Linked DNA regions of Mus musculus: regions 1 and 3 are each linked to region 2. A link is a loop called in an ENCODE intact Hi-C map of the cell type or tissue named here. Cell type or tissue: heart. All regions are shown on one strand.

Region 1 (8,000 bases), 74 kb before region 2:
TTGTACCTGTTCCAGAGCAGAGGTGCGTCACGGCCCAAGGAGCCCAGCCCCCACCCTGGACCAGTGGGAAGGTCTCACCTCCGCAGACTGCTCTGCTCACCCACCCCCCCACTCACCTCCTTCCCTGACATAAGTTTCCCAACCGTGATACGCGAATGCTTCCAGAAAGGACTCAGATAGCCCTGGAGTAAGGGGCACCTAAAGGATATCACCCCACCCCCACCCCAAAACTGGGATTGGGCAGGAAAGCCCAGACACGCAGGAGAAATGCAGCCAGACCTTGCTATAAGGGCTGGGCAAGGCAGCCTGTGGCCAGATTCTGAAGCGCCTAGACCCTGAGTAGCTGCCTAGCTCCAGTTGAGCAGGCAGGGACAGGCTGACAGTGAAGGAGAGCGGATCCCAGGGTCAGGACATGCGCTCAGCTGCACCCACCCCTGCTCTCGGTGCTCCCCACCCCTGCTCTCGGTGCTCCCTGCCCCTCTCAATTACTAACTTACTGCTGTCTCCAAAGTACAGCCAGCTCCCCCATCACAAGCTGTACCAGGAACACATCGCCAGGCCCCACCTACAGGGCCTTGCTCAAACAAGGCAACCTTTACCCCAGGTCCTGAACTCCAGAGATGCACCTAGGCCTTTGACTCAAGCCTTTTGCTATGAACTTCTTGGGCCAGGCATCAACCAGGCCCCAAGGTAACAGTGCCGATGACAGGGCACAGGACTCAGGTGACCTCAGATCCTAGATACCTACACTAGATTCCCCAAGCTGCAGAACTCTTCAGGAGCCTGAAGAGAACCAAGTGTTACAGGTGCCTTTAGTTCAAGGCCAGTTTGCCCCGGCATAAAAACTCCCGGACAGCAACAGCAACTGAGTCCCTGAGTGGCACTTGCTAGAGCTGCCACGGCCTCTAGTGGGAGTGGGCCTATGGTGGGGGCTTGGCCAAGTCCAAGGGCAAGCATTCCTGGACTGTTTGGGGACTCCTAGTCCTGCTCCATCCCTCAGGGGTCCCTGCTTCAGGGTTCCTTTAGTTCTCAACCTTCCCAATGCTGTTAACCTTTTATACAGTTCCTTGTGTTGTGCTGACCCCATAAAATTGTATTACTACTTCATAACTAATCTTGCTACTGTGCTGAATCATAATGTAAATGTCTGAGTTTTCCTGTTACAGGACACTTAACACACTGTGGACCCCGAGACTGTGTTAATTTACCGGAAAATCTGCTTTTAGTTGTTGTGTGACTCAGCCTTGGCACACACCTTTAATCCGAGAGCTTTCTGCTTGAATATTATAAACAGGATTAAATACAGCCAACCAAAGGTTAAGAGGTAGAACAAGCAACCAGTTGACATGACCTGGGCATAGGATTATTTAGACTAAGATGGGGTCAGGAGGTTGGACAGAGAGATACATACGAAGTAGGAAAGGATATTCGGTTTGAAAGAGGTTTTTTGAGACAGTGTGAGAGGGCATTGCTGCTGGGGCCAAGGCTGAGGGAGAAGGTCAGCTGGGTACTTTCTCTGTCTCTCTGAGCTAGCAGGGTTTCACCCCAGCATCTGGCTCCCAAGTTTTCATGGGTAAAATTGAACAATCGAGATTTTGTTTAAAAAAAAAAAAATTCCAATGGTCTTAGGCAACCTCTGTGAAAGAGTCATTCAAACCCAAGTTCCACTGACCTCTACACACGCATGCCATTTCACACATGCATGAGTGTGTGTGTGTGTGTGTGTGTGTGTGTGTGTGTGTGTGTGTAAAACATGTCACCCCTCCACTTACAATGTCCCAACAGAGGCTGGACTGCTCTTGTAGAGAACCTAGGTTCAGTTCCCAGCACCCACAGGGTGGCTCGCAACCATCTGACTGCAATCCCCTTATCTGACCTCTGTAGACACCAGACACAGTGTACATACATACATACATACCTTAAACATAAAATGAAAATAAATCTAAAAACAACAACAAAAATCCTCCACAGCTCCATATAATAAATATCAAATAAAATAAAATGCCAAGTCTAGGACCTGGAGAAGGAGCTCAGTGCCGTTGCTGTGTGGTTAAGATTTATGTAGCCGGGCAGTGGTGTCGCACGCCTTTAATCCCAGCACTCAGTAGGCAGAGGCAAGTGTATCTCTGAGGTAGTTCCAAGACAGCCAAGGCTTAAAAAAAAAAAAAACCCTACCTTGAAAAAACAAAAGAAAATTTTGTGTTCATGTGTGCCAGGGTATACAGATGCCCTGTGTGTATGGGGTGGGGAGGTGCCTATGGAAGTCAGAAGAGGACCCTGGGTCCCCTGGAGCTGGACTTACGGGCAGATGTGGACAACCCAATGTCATGACCTTCAGTTTGTGCATGCATGCACGCACACGCACATAATACCAAGTCACCCTGGGCTTCCTAGAAGTCAAGTGTCCGTGACTGCTGAGCCATCTCTTCAGCTCACTGTGTATGTTTTTGAGATAAGAGCCTTGATGTATAACTTAAACTGGCCTCAAACTTGGGAGTCCTCCTGCCTTTGCGTCTAATGCTGGTATTCCAGGGATGAGCCACCACATCCTATTCCACATAGCTCTTTATGGCCTTCCTTCTCCCCTGTTTGATTTCCAAATATGAGTACTTTGTCTACCATGTTATCTCTAGTGCCTGAAGCTCTGCCTGGCATAGAATATATATTCAAAAACATGTCTATAGCTAGGTATACTCGTGCACATTGTAATCCTGGGATTCGGGAAGTATCAAGAGCTCAAGGCCATCCTACATCAAAAACAGCCGGGCAGTGGTGGCACACACCTTTAATCCCAGCACTTGGGAGGCAGAGGCAGGCAGATTTCTGAGTTCAAGGCCAGTCTGATCTACAGAGTGAGTTCCAGGACAGCCAGGGCTACATAGAGAAACCCTGTCTCAAAGAAAAAACAAGCAAACAAACAAAGGGACTGGAGAAATAGGTCAGCAGTTAAAAGAGCCTATTATTCTATCAGACGACCTGGGTTGAGTCCCCAGCATGCAAGTGTGACAGCTCCCAAATGCCTATAACTCCAACTTAAAGGGATCTAAAACCTCTGGTTTGCACACTCGTGTGCACAAACAAAAACAACACACACACCAAAAACACATCTCTGTAACGGGTCCTCATCCTCTGACCTGATCAACCTGTCCCCCTTTAACCAGCCCCCCTTGCCTTCACTCCGTCCACCACCCCCACCACCTCACTTCCCTCAGCCCTTGTGCAAAGATCCCAAACTCCTGACTTCCCGTGAACCTGTTTTAAAACACCCCCGGTTGGATGCATCCCAATGTCTGCCAACCCCCAAGCACAAATCTTGTCACTTTGATCTGTAAAGCCAATGTGGCTCTCCAGCTAGAAACCGCTTCCCTAGCCCTGACTCCAGACTTCCTTTGACATAGACCAGAGAGGCATAATGGCTCAGGAGGCAGGCGCACGCAGATGGATTTCTGTAGGTTCCAGCCCAGTCTAGCCTACATAGCAAGTTCCAGGCCAGTCGGGGATACATAATGAGACACCCACAAAATAAATAGATAGATAGATAGATAGATAGATAGATAGATAGATAGATAGATAGATAAGATTTAAGAGGAACCGAGAAAGAGCAGCTGAGAGTTTAACAACAGCTTGAACTAAGTACCAAGATCCTGTCTGAAGGAATGAAGGCAGGCAGGCTGACCCAACAGCCAGACAACCTGACAAACCTGCCCGCCTCCACACAGCTCTGCATCTACCTGCTTTTCAAAGGGGCAAAACAGGGGAGCTGAGTTCAAAGATCTTTCTATCCCCAACTCCATACGGCGTTCTTTATCAACCAGACTATACTTCCCAGCAGCCTGTTCGCTCGTACCTCCCTGCAAGTGACACGTAGGGCCCCATCTAGGTCTCGGGATGTTTCACTCTGGGGTCCCAATGCCCACCCTGGCTCCAGTCATTCTGGCCACTTCACCCCCTCTTCAGCAGCTTTCCCAAAGCCCACGAGCTCTCCCAGCCCCTTGCAATGCTCCTTAGAGAAGGGGCCTCGGATCTTGGACGCGCTGGGCCTCGCAAGGCATGCAGGGAGGTCACTGCAGGCCTCGGGGCTGTGCAACCCTCCCTGGTGATCTTCCACCACCCCGGCTCACCCCGTGCAGATGGAAGCCCTCGCCGCCCGCCGGCTGCTCGCTGCTTGCCCCTAGCCCCATGGCCGCCCTCTCCCGCTGCTGCGTGGCCTAGTCACGTGGGGCCAGGCCACGCCCTCCCGGATGTCACAGTTCTTAGCAACAGGCCAGCAGCCAGGTTGCCAAGGACGCGCGCGCCTTAGACTTCCGGCCGTGAGCTGGGCTGCGAATTGGGCGGCCAGAGCTGGGAATCCCGCTCAGCCGGTCATCACCTGAGCCGGGCTGCAGCCATGAGCAGCGATGACTCCTCTCTCATGGTGCGTGAACTCTGGGCCGCCTGCGCTCGGGACTACTTCTGCAGTCAGGACTGCTGCCCTGGGCTAGCTCTCTGCTCTCTGACCATTTCTGCTCTGGGGTTACCTTTCTGCTTTCTCTGGCCATCTGCCCTTGGGCCACCCTCTGCCACACCATCCACCCTGCTGCCTGCCCTCTGGCCATCTCTACTCTTAGGCTACTTCCACCCCCCAACCACCTCTACCCCTCTGTTCACTACTCTGGCAGCTTCTAGAAGTCCTTCCATCTTCCTCAGCTCCCTAACCAAAGCATTTCCCCTCAGTGTCCTCTGCACCCCTAGCCTCAAATTAGCACCCAGACCTGATCCTATCCCCCAAACCAATCCGTGCCTGTCCATTATCGCATCTGCCTCCCACCTAAGCCATCTGTGTTCCACTGCTATGAGGTCTATGCCCACCTCCAACCCTGTTCCTAATCTAACGAGAAGTGTCAGCTTCCAAAGTCTCCAGAGCCACCATGTATCTCTCCCTTAGACACCTCTGGCCTGGTTTCTCTACTTGGGCTCTTTGCACCAGCACTACTGCCTGGCATTACCCATGTGCCACCTGCAGCCACCCACACATCACTGCACGCAACAGCCAGAGTCATTTCTTTAGAATATCATTTGAGGTAACTGGGGATCTGGCTCAGTTCCTAGAATATGCACCAAGCCCTGATAGCCATAAAACAGGTGTGGTGGTAGGTGCCTTTAATCCTAGCACCGGAGAGGTGGGGAGGGAGGGTCAGAAACTCACCATAGTTGAGTTTGAGGCCAGTCTGGGATACATGAACACCAGGCTCTGCCAAAAGTTTTAAAAATCTGAAAACTTCACTCCCCTACTTAAAGCCATTCGAGCTGGTTCCTGTTGATGACCCTGTCTGACGTCTAGGCTCTTTCAAATGGCCCATGAGGCTTTTACGACCTAACCACATCTATCCCCAACTCAACACCCACAAACCTTAGAGGAAGTGAGCTTTTGCTTTGAAATCTCAGCCCCAATTACTGTGTGATCTCCATGGGCTGTGTCTCCCTGGGCTTCAGCTTCTTTAGCTGTGAAAGATACCAAGATGTGTATAGCGGAGGACATGGAGACCCTGAAAATGACCACTCCTCAGTCCCCTTCCTTCCCAGCCTAGGATGAGCCTGACTTGAAGCTTACATGGTGTATTGACCATCCCCCAGTCACCTAAAACCTCTGCCGTAGCCAAACTCCCTGGAGCGCCTTCCTTCCCAGGGCTGCAGAAGGAGAAGGCCAGGCCTGAATGCTGCCTCTCCCTTCCTGTTTGTAGACGTGAGAAGGAATGGGTCACCTCAACAGGAGTGGGTCTCACCCCATCGTGACCAGAACAAAGATGGAGGGACGGGAGCTATGGCAACCATGTTCTTTCTTTTCATGCAGGCTTCGATCATTTACTACAGCCAGGAAAAGTACTTCCACCATGTGCTGCAGGCTGCGAATGTGGGCCTAGAGAGGTACAGCAGCGACCCAGCCCTGCAGTTCTTCAGAGCGTATGGAATCCTTGGGGAAGGTGAGGCATTATTCCTACCCCAGGGGGAAACATCCTAGCTTTTATCTTCTAGCAGCATCTGGATGCCAGCTTCTAGCTATGTTCCCATGGAAACACCCCTGGCCCTCCCAGCCCCCCCCCATTAATGAACAGAAACCTGTAAAGTCTATATATCAGGTTAGCTTTTGAGATCGTGTCTCACTGCCCCCTGCCATGAGGCTCAGTATCCCTATCTATAAAATGGGTTGTTAAGAGAGAGAAGGCTAGGACTGTTTAACCCGTCTCGGGCTTGGAAGTTGGATCTGGAGGAAAAGAGAAGTGGGAGGTGTAAGCACTGGAAGGTTCAGATGTGAGGGAGTGGGGCTTAAACAGAGCCTGGGTGCTGAGAACTGTCCAAGCACCCTGTAGCTAACATTAGGGACATGTGGGATAAATGTAATCGGTAGGCCTTGAACAACCAGGTGGGAGTGCTCGGTCCCTCCTCAAAACTGACTCCAGTCCCTCTAAAGTGCCCAGGCTCGCTCTCAGGCACATCTCTAGGTTTCAAGTTTCTCAACCAGTCGGCCAGATGTAGTGGAGCACATGGGAGGCGGAAGCGGGAGGCTCTGGAAGTTCGACATTACCTTAGACTGTGTATCAAATTTCAAGTGCCCGATATACAAAAGAACCTTTCTCAAAAACAAAATAGAAAGTGGGGGCTGGAGAGATGGATCAACGGTTAAGAGCACTTGCCGCTCTTACAGAGGACTCTGATTCCATCCCCAGAATCCACGAGGCAGCTCTCGTAACCATCGATAACTCCGGTTCCTGTGGATTTTACGTCCTCTTCTGGCCTCCTACACACACATAAAATATTTACATTATTTATCAAACAAGGCAGATGGTGCCTAAAGAAAATCAGTTAAGTCTGTCCTCTGACCGGCACGCACAGGTACACACATGGACCTCCCCTTGCTGGCCCCGACCATGGTGGCAATGGCCTTCAGAGACCTTCACCCTCCAGGAAATGCAGGCCCCCCGAGGAGCTTTTGCATCAGACTGTGTTCTGGATTTCGTGTGTGAAAGCAGGCAGCGACCAACAGGAACCCTGTGTCGTGTGCCTGGAGCCCCAGGATCAGACTATGTACATTCTTTCTGCAGACCACATCCACGATGCCATCAGCGAGCTGGAAGGCATCCAAAGCCACCCAGACACGTCCCTGTGCGCGGTCATCGCCCTGCTTTCTGCTCACAAATCCTGCGACACCATCGGTGAGCGTGGCCATGTTTGGTAGACTGGGCCCCAAGGGGAGGAAAAGCCACTGCAGGGACACAGGCTTGCAAGAGTCGTTGAAGAAGGCACCCACGCACAGGCGACTTAGATCTACTGTTAGCCAGCCAAAACAGGCTATCCCTCACCCTCACCCCACAGGCCTCTGAGAGGGCCTAATGTCTGAAGCCAACAGAGAGGGAGCAGGCAGAAAGCATGACAAAAGGGACCATCTCCCCAGACCAGGAATCTTGAAAACATCTTCATTCCTCACCAAGATAGTTTTAAAAATAAATAAACCCAGCCATTCTAATTGTGCCCCCAGTCTGAGGTCTCTAGGGAGTCAGAGAGAGGTGCTAGTGGAGACTTCCATCTCTCACTCAGGATGGACTGTGAGCCTCAGTCAGGAACTCAGGGTTAGTCCGTCTGCTTGACACCCTGGTGGACATGGGGTGGGGTGGGGCCTCCCGGACAGTAAACTGCGCTCAAGTATACACAACTCCAAGGATGTGGGCAGCGTCGCTGGTGCAGAGAGGGTACAATGCATCAGAAGAGGACATCCGCTCCTCACTCCTCACTCCTCCTCCTCCTCCTCCTCCTCGATGTAGACATAGAAGCAGTTCAGGAACTGGAGAGCAGCTTGAAGGAAATTCGCAGGTCAGCCAGCAGCACTGCTCTGTACTACGCCAGCCTCTTCCTCTGGTTCATGGGTCACCACGACAAGGCCAGGGAGTATGTTGACCACATGTTGAAGGTCTCCAGCGGCTCCAAAGAGGTACAGGAGGGTGTCAGCCGCGGCCAAGCAAAGCAGC
Region 2 (8,000 bases):
TAATTAAAAAAAAAACTCTAGTTGATTGCCATCTTAAATACAATTAAGAGGTTCATCATCGGTTTGATGGAATTTAGAAACACCATAGGAACAAACTTGTGGTGCCTCAGTGAGGGAAGGCTGGGGTGAGAACATGGTCTCTGTGAGCAAGCGAGCGAGCAGCAGTGTTTCCTGCTCTCTGCTTTCTGACTGTGATTAGCAGTCTCAGCTCTGCTGTGACTTCCCTACCATGATGGACGGACGGACGGCAGCACTCCCAACCAACCAGGAAAATGTAAGGGCTCCCTAAAGCTGTTGCTTCAAGTGTTTCTCACACCCAGGAGAAGTGAGTAGCTGCATCCTGTGATGCTCTGACAGACAAACCTTTATTCCTTGTAAAGTAAAAAAACCTTGTACCTACTGTGTATCAGGAGTCATCCCTGGCACAGGGATGTATTCTTCACAAAGGTGGCATTCCAGCGAGGAGGGGCTGGCGGGGGAGAAGGCACTTGCCAAGGACGTAGCACATTCTGCAGTTTTGCCTCTTTCTCATCAAAAGGTGCTACCCATCACCACCTGCCCTGTTCCCTTTAATCTGGAAAGATTCGTGACGACTTTATAATCCACAGACAGAGCTTTATTCTTAGGGAATCAGAGTGCAGCTTCTGCTTGCCAGGTGGGCCACAGGCCTAGAGCCCTGATCTGTGACACAGCCATGCTTTGAGGAAGGTTACACGGAGAGCAGACGTCCTCCATGTTCCAGGACAGGGGGAAAACCATGCTTCTCCGGTTGTGTTCCAACTCCTGGAGTCCACATCATGTCCACATGACGTGGGTATCACCCTGGAACTAGTTAAGCTAGAGTTTAGGAGGTTTCCAGTGCAGAAATTGTGCCTGTGACACTAGCATGCACCAGCAAACACAAAGGGCAAGACCAGTTAGTGTTTTGAAGGATTCATGTATTCATTTTAAGTTTATGTGCATGTATGTGTGCAGTGCTCACAGAGGCCAGAAGAGGGCATGCTTGTAGCTCCTGAAGCTGAAGTTACAAGCAGCTTTGAACCGCCCAGTGCAGGTGCTGGAAAGAATTCAGTCTTTGGCAAAAGCAGTAAGTGCTTTTGCTTTTGTTTTGTTTGTTTTGTTTTTTGATACAAAGTCTTTCCTGGCTGTCCTGGAACTCACTCTGTAGACCAGGCTGGCCTTGAACTCAGAAATCCACTTGCTTCTGCCTCCTAAACGCTGGGATTAAAGGCTTGCACCACCACTGCCCAGTGATACAAAGTCTTTTTATGTAGTCCTAGTTGTCCTAGAGCTTGCTATGTAGTTCAGGTTAGCCTTGAACTTGCAGAGATCCTCCTGCCTCTGCCTCCTGAGTGCTGGGATTAAAGGTCTGTGCTACCACTGCCAGTGCAACAAGTGCTTTTAACATAAGCTGAAATACTGAGCTATCATTTCTCGAGCCCCTCATGTGTTTGTGTGTGTGCACGCACATGCACAATTTTTTTAAGTTTTAAAGATTATGTATGTATGTATGTATGTATGTATGTATGTATGTATGTGTGCTCTATTTGCATATATACCTGCATGCCAGAGGAGGGCATCAGATCAAATTATAGAAGGTTATGAGCCACCATGTCGGTGCTCTTAACCATCTCTCCAGTCCCCCTTGCACACACACATGCAATTTTTTTTAAAGCTCAAGGCCAATTTTATTAGAGTTTACAGCTGGCCCAGAGTAGGCCAGCTGTAAATGTTGGCAGAGGCCTGGAAGAGGAGAATGGTGGAGAAGAAATGACCACATCATTTTAGCTGGCATGGAAGTCAGACACATGGTGAGGATGGGGCTTCAAATAGAGAGCGTGGGAGTCAAATGTTGGGGAGAAAACCCAAGTGCTGTGGGAAGCATGCTTAGAGAAGAGATAAACCAGCATGATGGCTCACACCTTTGGTAGCCTTACTAGGGAGGCAGAGGCAGGCAGAACTTTGTGGGTTCCAGGCTAGCCTGGTCTACATAGTGAGTTCCAGTTCAGTCAGGGATAGAGAACAAACCCTGCCTCAAACAAACAAGCAAGCAAACAAAAAAACCCACAACAAAACAATAACAACAGTAACAAAAAGAAAAAGAAAGAAAGAAGAGAGGAAGAAAGAAAAGCTACACAGCCTTGGTTCTGTGGTTCTGCAGCCCTGCAGCCGGGCAGCTCCTGCCCTCAGTTTATAGGCTGATGGGTTTTAGGGAAAACCTGACAAGACATGGAAACACAGAGGAGGTCCTTCCTGTTTAGATGGGTGGAAAGGGCTGGGCGTGTGGTTAACTTTTCCAGGGGAGACATGAACATAGTAACAATCCCACCCAAGTCTGACTTGCAAGACAAATGAGTTTATTGGACTAACTTCCAGAGCACAGATGAGAGTTACTCACTGCAGCGTGGGTGACACTGCATCATGGGAAAGTCCCGCCTAGTAGTGAATCCTGAGCTCATGGGAGCTTCACCTTGGAGTCCCCCTCTCGGTATATTCTCTTATAATCCAGAGACCCGCAGCCTGGCATAGGGAGAAGGAGGGGTCATGGCTGGAATTCTGGGTGAAGTTCCCTGGACCTTAGGCAGTCTCCTTCTAAGGAAAGTTAACTGCTCCATTAAAGTACATTTATCACTGTATTGTTTTGCTCAATGAGTTGCCATGGCTACCAACCCAAGGTAATTTGTACTCCAAGGTGGTGGTAGTGGAAGATTGCTATGCCCCGAGGAAAGACCGCACCACAATATTCCTGAGGTGGACAGCCTTTCAAGAGGGAAGTTAGGTTGAGATCAAAATGGAGGATTTCAATGAAGATCTGGGAGAGGAAACTTCCAGAAAAAGGATAGATGGAGAGGATCAAGGTCCTGGGGCAGGAACCAACCAGTGTGTTTTATGACTGGAGGAGGAGGGTAAGGAGGAGCTGGGGCCTGGGGGGGTTATAGAAGAATGTGGAGAGGCAAGCCATTCTGGTCTTACAGGCTACAAGAGAGTTTAGATTCCAGACCTAGTAACCTGGGCAGCCAGGGGATTGCATTAGGGAGGAGAGGTGTGTGTGTACCTGTGTGCGTGTGTGCGTGCATGCATGCACTTTGAACCCAGGGCCTTGAACATGCTAAGCAAATACCTTTTTTGTTTGTTTTGCTTTTGTTTTGTTTTGAGACAGGGTTTCTCTGTATAGCCCTGGCTGTCCTGGAACTCACCTTGTAGACCCAGCTGGCCTTGAACTCAGAAATCCGCCTGCCTCTGCCTCCCAAGTGCTGGGATTAAAGGCATGCGCCACCACCGCCTGGCGGCTAAGCAAATACTTTACCACCAAGCCGTATCTCTAGACTTTTATTTTTGAGACAAGATCCCATGTTATCCTGGCTGGCCTGGAACTCACTATGTAGACCAGGCTAGTCTCCAATTCACAAAGATCTGTCTGCCTCCCAAAGAAGGGAAGGATTAAATGAGTGAGCTAGCTTCTCCTTTTAAAACTTTAAAAAAATACATAATTATGTATATTTGGCTTTTTGAGACAAGGACCTACTATGTAGCCAGACTCTTCTCAAACTGGCATAATATTTCGCCTCAGCTTCCCAGAGACTGGGGTCACAGGTGTGAACTACTCTAACATTTAAAACTAATTTAAGAAATGTATTGTTACTGGGGCTGGAGGCATGGTTCAGAGGCTGAGAGCTTGCACTGCTTTTCCAGAAAATGGAGTTCAGTTCTTAGCACAGACGGCAGTCAAAATACACACATTCGCATCACCAATGATAAAAAATTTCAATCTTTTATGATTGTGTGTGCATGCTGTGTGTGGGTAGGTGAGGATGTCGCTTGCTATGTGTGGAGGTCACCGGATAACTTTGTAGATTCTCTGCTCTCCACTTTTACCTGCATTCTGGGTCGGACTCAGGTTGCCAAGCTTGCACCATAGGCGCCTTTATCAGCAGAGCTATCTGGCTAGTAAAGGCCCTTAACATTTTGCTTGCTTTGATATAGAGCATCATACTGGGGAGGCAGAGACAGATGAAAGCGGGAAGCAGAGGACGAATTCCAGACGCTGGCAAGGACAGAGCATCGAGGGACCAGGCGCCCTCCCGGGTGAGCCCCGGAACCGGCATCCGTTTGGAATCTGGGAGGGAGGCTCCGCGCGAGGGCTGGCCGGGACGGCGCGTCCTGGCGCCCGGCGTCTGCTCGCAGAGCCAGCCCTGGCAGCACGCCTGCCGGGCGTTTCCTGGCAACCAGCCACCGCCTGAACGTTCCGAACTCTACAGCCCGCGACGTCACCGTCACCTTGACGACGGCCGTGGGAACACGCCCCGTCGGCACCGGGGGCGGGGTCTGAGCGCTGCGCGCTCTGCGCGTGTGGAGAGGGGCGGGGCCTGGGCAGGTGCGAAGGCAGGTGCGGCTGCAGGTGTGAGCGGGGCGGGGCGGGGCGGGGCGGGGCCTTCTGCACCCGCCGCTCTGCAGCAGCGCTCACCCGCCCCTTCTGCTCCGGTTGCTCTGCAGCAACGCATCCTAGACCACCCAAACTCAGCTTGCCCTTGCGGACTGACCTTGTTTTTCACACACAGTTTTCTGTGTAAAATGACCTAATCTGCTTATATATTTGTCTCTGTCAGTCCTGTGAGGTCAAGAATGAATTCTGCCTTGTTCATCTCTATTTTTAGCACCCTGTACAGATCCTGGCACGAAGCGCTATTGAATGCCAGTAGCGTGAATCCACAGATTGACTCAATCGTTTCGTTCATTTGTGTGCTCGTTTGACTAGATGAACAACACCGGGCACACGCCCCCTGCAGGTGAGGAAGGAGATATTAAAAAATATTCCAGAAGGCTGTGGTCACATGCCCACGGATTCCAAACCTTGAGAGATAGAGGCAAAATCAGGGGCTGAAGATCATCTTCAGCCACAGAGCAATTTTGAGGCCAGTCAGTTTGATACAAGATCCTCAAAACCGAATAAAATAAGAAAACAAAGCTACTGGGCCGGGTGGTACACACTTGTAATCCGCAGTACAGATGGGTGAGGGGCAGGAGATTACAAAATCGGGGCTAGCTTGATCTTCAGGCTAAGTTTCAAGACCGTGTCTCAAACTTTAGAAAACAAAACTCTCTCCTAAATTGCAGTACTAAGAATGAATGCCAGCCAACTTTTTTTTTTTTTTTTTTTTCGTGACAGGGTTTCTCTGTGTAGCCTTGGCTGTCCTGGAACTCACTTTGTAGACCAGGCTGGCCTCGAACTCAGAAATCTGCCTGCCTCTGCCTCTCAAGTGCTGGGATTAAAGGCGTGTGCCACCACGCCCGGCTTTATTAACACTTGTTAATTCACAGTGTTCACAGGGTTGTTCCACCATCACACCCATTGACAGATGAGGACGTTGAAGAGAACACTCCTGTGTGTTAAGTTGCTGGGCCCAGTGGTCAAGTGAGAGCCTGTGGAAGGTGTAGGAGAGAGACAAGGTGGGGGAACATGCAGTTACCTGGTACAGGTGTTTTATCTTTTGTGGTATTGAGAATTGACTTACTAGGAGCTTGCATGTTAGGTGAACAAGGTGCCACTGAGTGTATACTCACTTCCACACTTTTGTTTTAGGCAGTGTCTCCTTATGTAGCCCTGGCTAACCTAAAATTTGCTTTGTAGACCAGGCTGCCCTTGAACTCGCAGAGACCTGTTGCCTCTGCCTCCTTAGTGCTGGAATTAAAGAGGTGCACCAGCATACCTGGCTCTCACACCCTTTCTTTTGAGACAGTCTAATGCAGCCCAGGCTGGCCCTCAAACTTACTAGTTGCTAACAGTGACTGTGAGCCTCCTGACTCCTCCTCCGAAATGCGCACACCACTCACCCTGAGTTCTGTTCTCTTGACATTCAGATGTCAGATGTTTCTTCCTTAAGGAGGTCCGCCCCTGCCACCTCTCTGAGGCTATTCTTTGTCATGGTCACACTGCCATGATTCATGACTCATGCCTTCTGAGTGGAAAGTTAGGCACTCACCCTCTTTCTGATGTCATCTTTCTTGTCTCTCCTCCTCATGTTAAAAGTCAGTCTCCTCAGACAGCACCCCACGGGATCTTGCTGTCATCCCTGTGACCTACAACGGACCTGGCATAGAAGGTTCAGTGGTTTCTGAGAGAGAGGGAGAATGGTTTTCACTAAAATCATTGCATTTTCTAGCCAGGATCTGATCGCTCCCTCCCTAAGAACACCCCCTGCTTGGCACACAGTACCTACCCTCTGTGAACAAGAAATGGCTGGGCCACTCTGGGCATGGGAATTCTAGTGGGAATGCTCCCACCCCTTTTGCCTCGAGGTACGGGGTGGCTGTCCCATTCTGGGCCAGGATTTTAGGAATTTGCCCTGGAATGGCATCTAAGAACATCAGGAGGGAGGCAGAGATGAGGGGGCAGCAGCGTGTAGGTCTGTGGCGAGTTGATGCCTGTGGTACACATCTGCGTGTGTATACATATGTATTAGAGCGGCATATGGCGTGTGTATGCCTGTGGTGTGCATATGTATGTGTGGTATGTGTATCTGAGTGTGTAGATAAAGTATGGTGGATGTGTGTACACAAATAACCCAGAGCAGGGAAGTGGGCGGGGCCTTTCTGTTTTCTGACGTACTGTTGGGGAATGCTGAAGCTTTAGCCTTTGTATTGCCCCAGTCAAGGCAGACACCTGGTGATCATGACTGCATTCCCTGGGAATGCAGACTCTGGGGCAGCACATACACAGTCGGACACACAAAATAGGGAATCTCTTTTGGGTTTATTTTTGGGTCATTTTTTCCCATTCGGGGTGCAGAGTGGGGGTGATGGGGTCAGGAAGGGTCGTGTATTCAGCTTCTCGGAACACTATTGACTGCTAGTGCGCTCTCTGCGCCCTTTGGACCACTGGCGATGAAGAGGCAGGCACCCGGGTTTTTCTGGAGCCTTTAGTCCAATCTCAAACAGAGAGCAGTGTCATGTCCAGTTTGCTCAGCCCCGGGTCCTCACCAGGGATTAAGGCAGCCAGATTCCATAACCAAAGAAAAAGGCTGGCTATGGAGGGACACAGTGCAGGGTGACCCTCCAGCTCTAGGCAATGAGGTGCAGGCTCACATGTGTGAGTGTGAGCTGGGCTAGTGTGGGCTAGTTCTCCACAAGCACCTGTCAGGTCCTGTCCCTCCCATCCGGCTTTCCTGTGGATGGCTGCTTTATGTTTCTTGCCTCTTTTCCAAGAACTAACAAGGCAAACAGCCCTCGTGAGCTCTCTGAAGGCCACGTTTTTTTCTTGGTCCTTGTTCCACATGTGCTGGAGGTAGGCCCATGACTCAGTCCTGGGGGAGCTCTGGGAGAGGTACCCAAGACTGGTGGGAGACAGAGGGGCTCACTGGGCAGCCGGGTGGAAGTTGTTACAGGGAGTCCATGTTATCTCAGCTTCTGCCAGGTCACTGTTGAGCCTGGAGGGGCTGTGGAGTAACTGCCTTAGCATGGGAGAAGTGTGCAGGCAGAGCTGGGGTCTGGGGTCCGTCAGTGGGTCTGCGTGCTGGGTGATGGTGGTGGAGGAAGTGAGGACTGTATTCCCAAATTGGTCCATCTCCTCATACTGCTCGGTCACTGTTCTCATGGCTCCATAGGACTTGGAGGTAGTTGACCCAGTCTGGAATTCCAGAACATTCTTTGGCTGCCCTGTGAGCACAGCGCCCTCGATGCACATCTCCTTTGTCCCAGCCTGATCCTGGATATCTCTCTGGTAGAGCAGGGCTTGACCTATGTCCTGACCTAGGTGTGTATTTTTCCCTGAGATATAATGGCTTCCCTGAGGGCTAGAAGCTTCCGGAAGCTTCTTTGTAGCTGATTGGACTGAGATGAAAGTTGGAGAGGAGGATCCTGTGCAGGGAGGAGAGACTTGTAGGAGGCCAGGCTCGGCTCCTCTCAGTGTCTCCAGCCTCCTGGAGGGCAGGACGTTCACTGCTGCCTGGCCTCTGGCCTCTGCGTGATTTCTCATCTTGTCCTCAGGATGGCTCTCGGCCTTT
Region 3 (8,000 bases), 97 kb before region 2:
GTAGACACGTTGTGATATCTGAAGTACCTCTCTGGGGCATGGATAACTTCCTGTTGATAAATTCTAGTGATGCTGTCAGGCATGCTGCAGAGTTTGCCTGGCTCTTCTGCCCTGCTCAGGGAAGAACACGAGCAGTTAGGGTGTCAGTGAACAGATAAGCGCACGCCTTTAATCCTAGCATTCAGGAGGCAGAGGCAGGTGGATTTCTGAGTTCGAGGCCAGCCTGGTCTACAGAGTAAGTTCCAGGACAGCAGGGCTACACAGAGAAACCCTGTCTCGAAAAGCCAAAAAAAAAAAAAAAAAAAGGTGTCAGTGTTAAGGCCTCCGCCTCAGCACTGAGGAATGGGAGGTCTCCTGAAGGAGGAGAGCCAGTTGCATCAGAGTGCAAACACACTGCCTCCCAGCAGACCTGGGGGAGTCAGGACAGATGGGAAGCATCTGCCAGGGACACAGAGGAAGCAGCCATGGAAGAGACTTGGTCATGTGAGCACTGCAGGTGCTGGCAGCTCTTGGCTGTGGATGGCAATATAAAGCAGGCAGCCCCGGGTACCTATATGTTGAAGACAATCACTGAGAATTCCTGGTAGCCAAGAGTCAAGAAATGCCACTCTAGCTGCAGTCTCCTGATGTTAGAAGAAGAGTGGTTCCATTCGAGCATAAATATATGTCTTACATTCAATGTACAGCATTTTGAAAGGACCAGAGGGCATGTGGTGATGTGATCCTGGGAGCCTATCCCCCAGGGGTGGGCTAACTTCATATCCACTGTATTAGGATTTTTTTTTCTATAAGCATTCTCAAAAAAAGGAAGAAATTTATTTCCTCATTAAGAATGTAAGCTAAGCATGGTGGCCACCAAAGGCTAACTTCAAAGGCACAGCAAGAACCTATCTCAGAAAAGTGCACAGACACACACACAGAGTAAAAACTAGAATAGCAGAAGCAGAATGCTGCTTTTGTTTCAGAAAGTCCTTGTCCTTTTGGCTGTGCCCGCTTAGGTCTCAACAGTTAACCTCATTTAAAACTGTGAGCCAGCTGCACACGTGCACATACACAGGAGCAGCTGCAAGTAGCTTTCTGGTGGGAGGGTGCTCACCTACCATTCAGCCTCTCCAATTCTGCAAGACGCGACTCCTTTGGTGACTGCTTTCCCTGTGCGTCTACAGCTTACTGCTGCAAGCCTGGTGCAGGTGGTGTACAGGTGTTGACAAAGGAGTGATGTACCTTGATGTTTCACGTGCTAATAATTCACCTCTGGGCCAACAGCTCAGTTATCAGCCCTTGACAAAGAAGACTTTTGTGTTTGGTTTTTAGATGGAACTTGACAGATCAGCAGATCCCCCTCCTGCAATCTGGGTTGCAACAACAAAGTCCACAGTAAATAAGTGGGTAAGTGCATGACCGTGCTTGTGACAAGTCCGTAGACATGGTTGGCTTGCTATCTCAGACATGCCAGGTACCAGCAGCAGAGGTTCATTGTGGCCCCATCCACATTCCCATGGGAATGCAGGTGTAATCCCAAGAGTGGGAGTAACCCTGACATTGGTGGGCAAAATGAAGCTGCTTTTTCTTTGTTACCAGCTAGGATATGTGCTTGATGTACTTAGAACAGTGCTGCCTGACTAAACCAGTCAGTGTCAGACAGCTTCTGACCTTAAAATACTGCACCTGAGAATAGGCAGTCCAGCTGGACTCCTGCCTGGGAGACTGACAGATGGGAGTGCTGCATGTTCAAGGTCAGCCTGAGCTACATAGCAAGACACTGTTTCTGTTAAACACACAAAAAGAATGAAGCAGACAGTCCACATACCCATTTTTCTGAAGGTAATAGAACAGGAGGCTGGCTTCTGACTTCCTGCCTTTCTCCAAGTTGTGGAAAGCAGGGTCAGTAGATATAGATTGGGCAGTTAGGTCCTCATAGCACCAGCTCCTTACTTAAGGAGCTCAGCTTTCTTATGTTGCTGACTCTGGGAGCTAGGGGGAGGGAGGGTTTGTGTGCAGGTCAGCTTCACAACTTCTGTGAGTGCCTTTGTGTCTGTCAGTTACAATCTTAACTGGAATAGTGCCTTGCTTTAGGGCTGTCTTAGTTACTGTTCTGTTGCTGTGATAAAACGTGAAGGCACTTTACAACAGAAAGCATTGAATTGGGTACTAATCAGGAGATTAGTCCATGACCATCATGGTGGGGAATGTAGTGGCAGACAGGTATGGCGCTGGGGCAGTAGCTCAGAGCTCACAGCTGGTCCAGAAGTTGCAGGCAGGCAGAGTGTGGGCCTGGCATAAGCTTTTAAAGTCACAAGGTGCCCCTCAGTGACACTTTTGTTCCTACAAAATGACACCTCTTAATCTTTCAAAAATTCAAATATATGAGCCTGTGAGAGCCATTCTCATTCAGAGTACCACAGAGCCTTGTGGGTTTGCTCTTTGTTTGTTTGGGGATAGTTGTAAGTTTTTCTTTTTAAGAAAGCTCAACATTCTCTCCTTAAGACTTGTTGGGGATTTCTTGCTGGTTGACTCAGTGGCTTCCTGCTGTGATTGGGTATGTCTCATGTACCTGTGATAACTCAACATTTACTAGTTCTACAGCTATAACATTCTCAACTCTTGACAAGCCTGGAGAACATAAAATGCTGAAATTATTAATTTTGTTCCTTTAGACACTGAAGGGAATTCATAATTTTCGAGCCTCTGGTGATTATGACAATGATTGTACAAACCCCATAACGCCCCTCTGCACACAGCCCGACCAAGTTATTAAAGGTAAGAAGGCCCCAGGCAAGCAGACTTTAATGAGGTTACAGTTAATGAGCATGATGACTTTCAAAGTGGCGGCCTTTCTTTAAATGCAGTGCTGCTATAGACAAAAGCCCAGTAACCTGTGCTTGCTTTTAGCACAAGAAAATGATGGTAAGAGATGAGAAGGGTTTTTAAGAACGTGTTTGATGTATTCTTTGACTGCTTCTGCCATGTGTATCGCGCGTCGTCATCATCATACCTATTCCCAGGTCATCTCTTCTGGTCCCTTCACACCTCCTCAGCATGTCCCCTCCTACCTTCATGAGTGATTTTTAAATAACCGACTGGGTCCCATCAGTGCTGTCCATATGCACAGGAGTGTGGGGCCCACAGGCCACCTACCAGCAGTCACAAGAAATGAGTTTTTGATTGATTTTTTTTTTTTTAATTAATGGCTATTGGTGGTACAGATGAGGGCTTGCATGGGGTGCTTCAGTACATGCATGTATAGCGATGAGGTCCGTTCTCCCAGACCTAAGGGTTGCTTTCTGAGTGAGTGAGAACCTTGGTGCTCTGTGTGTCCGCCTGTGTCTGATGCACTGTCTTCAGCTGTTTGCTGCAAACAGGACAGGACACCTTTTGCATTCGGTATACAAAAGGGCTGCCTTTATAACTGTGTATTGTGACACTAGTCTCTTGTTCATATTCTACCCTACAACACAGTAGCCAGGGTAAAATATCTTTAATCTTGTCTGGGCACAAGCCAGATGTCAGCTTTAAAAGGGGGTGGAGTTGCGTTTAACGTTTGCACTTAGGACTAGAATCCTGCCTGACACATTGATCTGGAGCACTTAGCCACCTCCGGATAAGACACGGTTGAGGAGGTGCAGAGGAAGGGAAGGCTGGAGTAGAGGCCAGGCTGGCAGGCTGGCTCAGCACTTGCTGCTCAGTCCGCACAGCTCCGCTCCTCTCCCCAAAACCCACGTAAACAGAGAAGGGGAGGGGAGAACCAACTCCGTGACAGTGAGGAGTACTAGTCTTTTTTTCTTTTTTCTTTTTTCTTTAATATTTTTTATTACATATTTTCCTCAATTACATTTCCAATGCTATCCCAAAAGTCCCCCATACCCTCCCCCCCAGTCTTTTTGTCTTTTGCCAGTTGTTTTTTTTTTCCTCCTTTAGGGGGCGCTAGTATTATTCAGTGCCACATCCTAAATGACAAGCGACACATATTAACCAAAGATACGAATAACAATGTGGCGTACTGGGATGTATTGAAGGTGAGTGCCTGTTGTGTCCTCTGTTTCCCTTAGTTTTCCTCCTCTGTACATGATAATATTTATTTACAGTAATACTTTATTTGGAGGTGGATATTTTTGGATATAGGATGGTATGTATGGTAGTAGCTAACCTTTTTAAGCATGTAAACCATTTCCCTGGCCACTGTATTACAAATCATATCGAACACTGCTTTATTTTGGAAGGTTCTCATCATTATGCTATGGGCATTTAGGCTGGATCATTCACTGAGTGTAAGGAGAGCCATTCTGTCCTGTCCTTTCTTTTACAAAAGGGTCCCATGGTAACTGGGAGGATCCAGAAAAGCCCTAACCATCAGCAAAACTGCTTGACTCTTCCCAGACTGCGCCCTCCCCATCACTGAGTGTCTCCACGGTACCCAAGAGTCTTGCCATGCTGTGTCTCTAGTTAAACTAGCAGGCTGGGGCTGCCTGTGGTCCTGTTCCCTGGTCTTGCTCTGTTAGCTGCACTCAGTAGAACCCTGCTGTCTGAATGGGATAGAGTTCTATTTGGTGAGGCTCCAGGGTATGTGTGTCATGGTTGTCATCTCTACAAAAAACGGCTTCCCATGTCTGGATATGAACCTTGAAAGTCCTGAGGTCACATGATCTGGTATAATAAGCCTAACAGGGTAAAGAAGAAGTCAAGGAAGTTTGGGGACATGAAGGAGAGGGCAGAACTGTGTTCTAGTCTGTAGCCACATGACCTGCTGGACTTACCGAAACCTGTGGCCTCAACCCAGAAATGAGGGGAACCCATTCTCTGGTGATGTCAAGGACATATTTCAGAACCATGCAACACAGGGCTCAGCATATAGGAATCTGCTACAACGAGATGGGTGGGAAACAAAAGAAAGACAACGGAGACTGTGAAGGAGAGGAAGGCGTGAGGATGAGTCCTGCGCTTCTGTTGTGGACTGAAGTGATAGAGGCAGACGACGACAGCCCAGCTATCAGGAAAATGGTGCATGTGAGTTTATCTTGCTAGGTGGACACCTGTGCAGGCTATAAACACACAGCAGCCCTCAGCGTGGGCATTACAGATGATGTCTTGAGGATTGTCAGGATTTCCAAGAAGCAGGACTAGGAAGAGGGTAAACTGAGCCATCATTCTTGTCAAGGATTTTAGGAGGAGGCCACCAGTGTGTGAGTGATAAAGATGGGTAAGAAAACCAGAAGCCAGTGACAGCTCAAGGACAAGTGAGGGTTTCAGAAAGGAGCTGAGTTAATGAGAGCCATGAGAGTGGACTCTGGCACGAGCCCTGCAGGCAGGAGCCAGTGGGTTCAGTGTTAACGGCAATGAAGAAAGAAACTGTCTTGAAGTCACTGGATTACAGGAGTTAGGTAGAGAGGGGGGGTAGTTGGGAAAGGGTTAGGAGCAAGATCCAAGGAGAGGCTGTTTTTACTCTGTGGGCTGTGTGTGTGTGTGTGCGCGCGCGCTCAGGTGTGTTTAGGGTGGAAGAATTTGAAACTGTTTGACTATTCCTAAGAGGAATCCATTGGAGTGGGGACTGTCAGTATGTAAGTCTCCCAGGGAAGACCCGAACATAACCAGAGGGCACCTTTCCCCCCAACCCCTCTGGGAGGAGGAAAAAAGGGAGTTTCTGTCTAGGCTTGCTTACGTATTCACATGCACGCACACTTCCAGGTAGCAGTAATGGTCCAATTGTGGCTGGAGACAGTGATTTTATGGTGACAGATACAATGGAGATCTGAGGGGCAATATGCCATCTGTGACTGCATTTGAATGGAGCAGGGCTTGGGTTTCCAGAGAGTTAGGGGAAAATGGTCTGGGGGTGCCAGCTAGGACCAAGGAATATGTGTGTGGTGCAGTAAATGTCATAAGCTTCGGGAAATGGGCGTCTCCTGTGATTTGGGTATGTTACAGTGGTGTATGCTTTCCTTGGGACATTATGGAGCTATAGGATGCGGGAGAGGTCATGTTTACCTGTGAGGAGATTACTGGGGTACTAAAAGCCATGCTAGTGTTGAACTGAGCACTAGGGAGAAACTGTGTTGGTGTTCAGCACTAAAGAGCTATAAGTGGAAACTACCCTAGCACCAAAGATGCTTAAGATGTTTAAGGTTTTGGGGAAGTACTACATTTTTAGAATGAGAGGTGTTCAGAAGTCTTTTTTTTTTTTTAAGGATTGTTTAAATTGTGTATGTATGCCTGTTTTGCCTTCATGCATGTGTTTACCAGGTACCTACATAGGTCAGAAGAGGTAATTAGATTCCCTGGAACTGAAATTATATAGTTCTGAGCCACCATATAGTATTGTACTGGGAATTAAATTTGGGTCTTCTGCAAGAATAAGTGTTCTTAACCACTGAGCCATCCCTCCAGCCATAGAAGTATTAAGGTGGTCAGGAGAGGAAAGCTCTCCGTTAGTCCCTGAACCAGCTGTTGTCCGAAAGAAACTTAGCGCTCGATAAGCAAGCCCTTCTAACCATGTTTCTTGGTTACTTTTCTCCCTTTTGTTTTGAAATTTACTTGATGGTGCTTCTAGCTGAGTGTTAGAAACTTAGTATTAGAAAAATTAAATTACAGCCACATCCCCTAGAAAAGATTGTTTTCAGTTTTAAAAAGATGAAGCGGTTTTTTTTCTTTATGTGTATGAGCATTTGCCTGCACATATGTCTGTGCATCATACCTGTGCCTGGTGCCAGGGAGATAAGAAGAGGGCACCAGATTCCTGAACCTGGAGTAAGTGGATGGTTATGAGGCTGGTGGCCACTGCAGCTGAACCCATTTCCTCTGCAGAAGCAACAAGTGCTCTTAACCACTGAGCCATCCCTCCCCTCACTAATTTAATAGTTTGCTAGCAGGTAGTTATGTGAAAGCCTTAGAATAAAAGAAGTTAGCTATGATATTTTTGAAGTATATTTTAGAATTATTTAAGCAAATGTGAAATTTGGAAGAATGAAGTTTCAGCCAGTTGGTTCCTTACTTCATCCTGACCATTGTGCTTTCTTACGCAGGCATGCAAAGTGGAAGATTTGGGCAAAGTGGACTTTGAAGATGAAATTAAGAAAAGATTTAAAATGGTGTATGTTCCAAATTGGTTCTCAGTAGACCTAAAAACAGGGGTGAGTTAGGCAATCAGTATTTATGTGATTTTGGATAGTTGAAGATCCCCTCCATGTCCTGATTATTCTTAAGGAATTCGCTGTGTTTAAATGTGATATGTGCAGTTGCTTTGCCATCTTACTCTGCTGTCATTTAAGCCTGGCACTTGAGTAAAGCAAGCTGTAGCTGAATCCCAGGAGGCACGGCTTAGCCTTAGTCTGGTGTACGGATGCTGCAGGGTCAGGTGCTGGAGAGGAGGGGAGGGAGAGCGAGCTGCTGACACTGTGCCTCCAACAGATGCTGACCATTACCCTGGATGAGAGTGACTGCTTCGCTGCCTGGGTTTCTGCGAAAGATGCTGGCTTTAGCAGTCCTGATGGGTCAGACCCAAAACGTGAGTTAAGTGTCTTCAATTAAAGAAGGTGGCTGGTCATCTTTGGAAGTGCTCCCCACATCATGACTCTTACTGTCGTTTGTTTGTTTGTTTGTTTGTTTGTTTTGCTTCAAGACAGGGTTTCTCTGTGTAGTCCTAGCTGTCCAGGAACTCACTCTGTAGACCAGGCTGGCCTTGAACTCCGAAATCCACCTGCCTCTGCCTCCCGAGTGCTGGGCTGAGTTCTGGGTTTAAAGATGTACATCACCACTGCCCAAGCACATCCTGACACTGTATCTCACTAAGCACTCTTCTAAGAATTTGGTGTGTAACAATCCAACATGTGTACAAATACAAGGTTGCTGGCTTTAGGGGAGTATATCTGTGAATAACATCCTGTTATTTTGTTTTAAAGAATTGCTTAAGCCAGACATAGTGGCTCATGCCTGTAATCCCAGCCCTTAGGAGGCTTAGGTTGGGTAACTGCCATGAGTTCAGGACAGCCTTAGCTACAATGTAAAAC

Evidence for each region. Hi-C counts contacts between places; a loop is a spot of excess contacts. Peaks named below come from ENCODE experiments on the same cell type or tissue, not always from the same donor. Only the 100,000 strongest peaks of a DNase experiment are listed, where the experiment ranks them.
Region 1: a loop joins it to region 2, with 3 times the contacts of the local background. A loop is called at or near these places in 2 of 42 quality-filtered maps.
Region 3: it touches region 2 in a loop (2.3-fold over the local background); 2 of 42 quality-filtered maps call a loop at or near these places.

The regions. Positions count from the first base shown.
Region 1 is chr9:119,933,337-119,941,336 of GRCm38, forward strand. It overlaps Gorasp1 (golgi reassembly stacking protein 1), which reads right to left and starts at 4,222. Exons shown (of 9, transcript NM_028976.2): 1 at 4,122-4,222; 2 at 1-6. The coding sequence starts at 4,181. Ttc21a (tetratricopeptide repeat domain 21A) reads left to right here and starts at 4,270. Exons shown (of 29, transcript NM_028735.3): 1 at 4,270-4,414; 2 at 5,831-5,960; 3 at 7,080-7,190; 4 at 7,797-7,963. The coding sequence starts at 4,388. In heart, no CTCF peak of the experiment used is centred here; a DNase peak (open chromatin) is centred at 4,255; H3K4me3 peaks cover 1,711 bases; H3K27ac peaks cover 1,121 bases.
Region 2 is chr9:120,007,023-120,015,022 of GRCm38, forward strand. It overlaps Xirp1 (xin actin-binding repeat containing 1), which reads right to left. Exons shown (of 3, transcript NM_011724.3): 3 at 6,733-8,000. It overlaps Gm33800 (a long non-coding RNA gene), which reads left to right. Exons shown (of 4, transcript XR_871355.3): 3 at 3,985-4,086; 4 at 4,656-5,128. Among named protein-coding and RNA genes, the nearest start is that of Xirp1, 13 kb to the right of the region's middle. In heart, CTCF peaks have their summits at 998 (motif pointing right) and 4,775; DNase peaks (open chromatin) are centred at 4,199, 4,679 and 5,959; H3K4me3 peaks cover 1,331 bases; H3K27ac peaks cover 2,247 bases.
Region 3 is chr9:119,909,710-119,917,709 of GRCm38, forward strand. It overlaps Wdr48 (WD repeat domain 48), which reads left to right. Exons shown (of 19, transcript NM_026236.3): 9 at 1,315-1,389; 10 at 2,658-2,760; 11 at 3,919-4,016; 12 at 7,017-7,124; 13 at 7,402-7,498. Among named protein-coding and RNA genes, the nearest start is that of Gm2449, 19 kb to the left of the region's middle. In heart, a CTCF peak has its summit at 3,904 (motif pointing right); no DNase peak of the experiment used is centred here.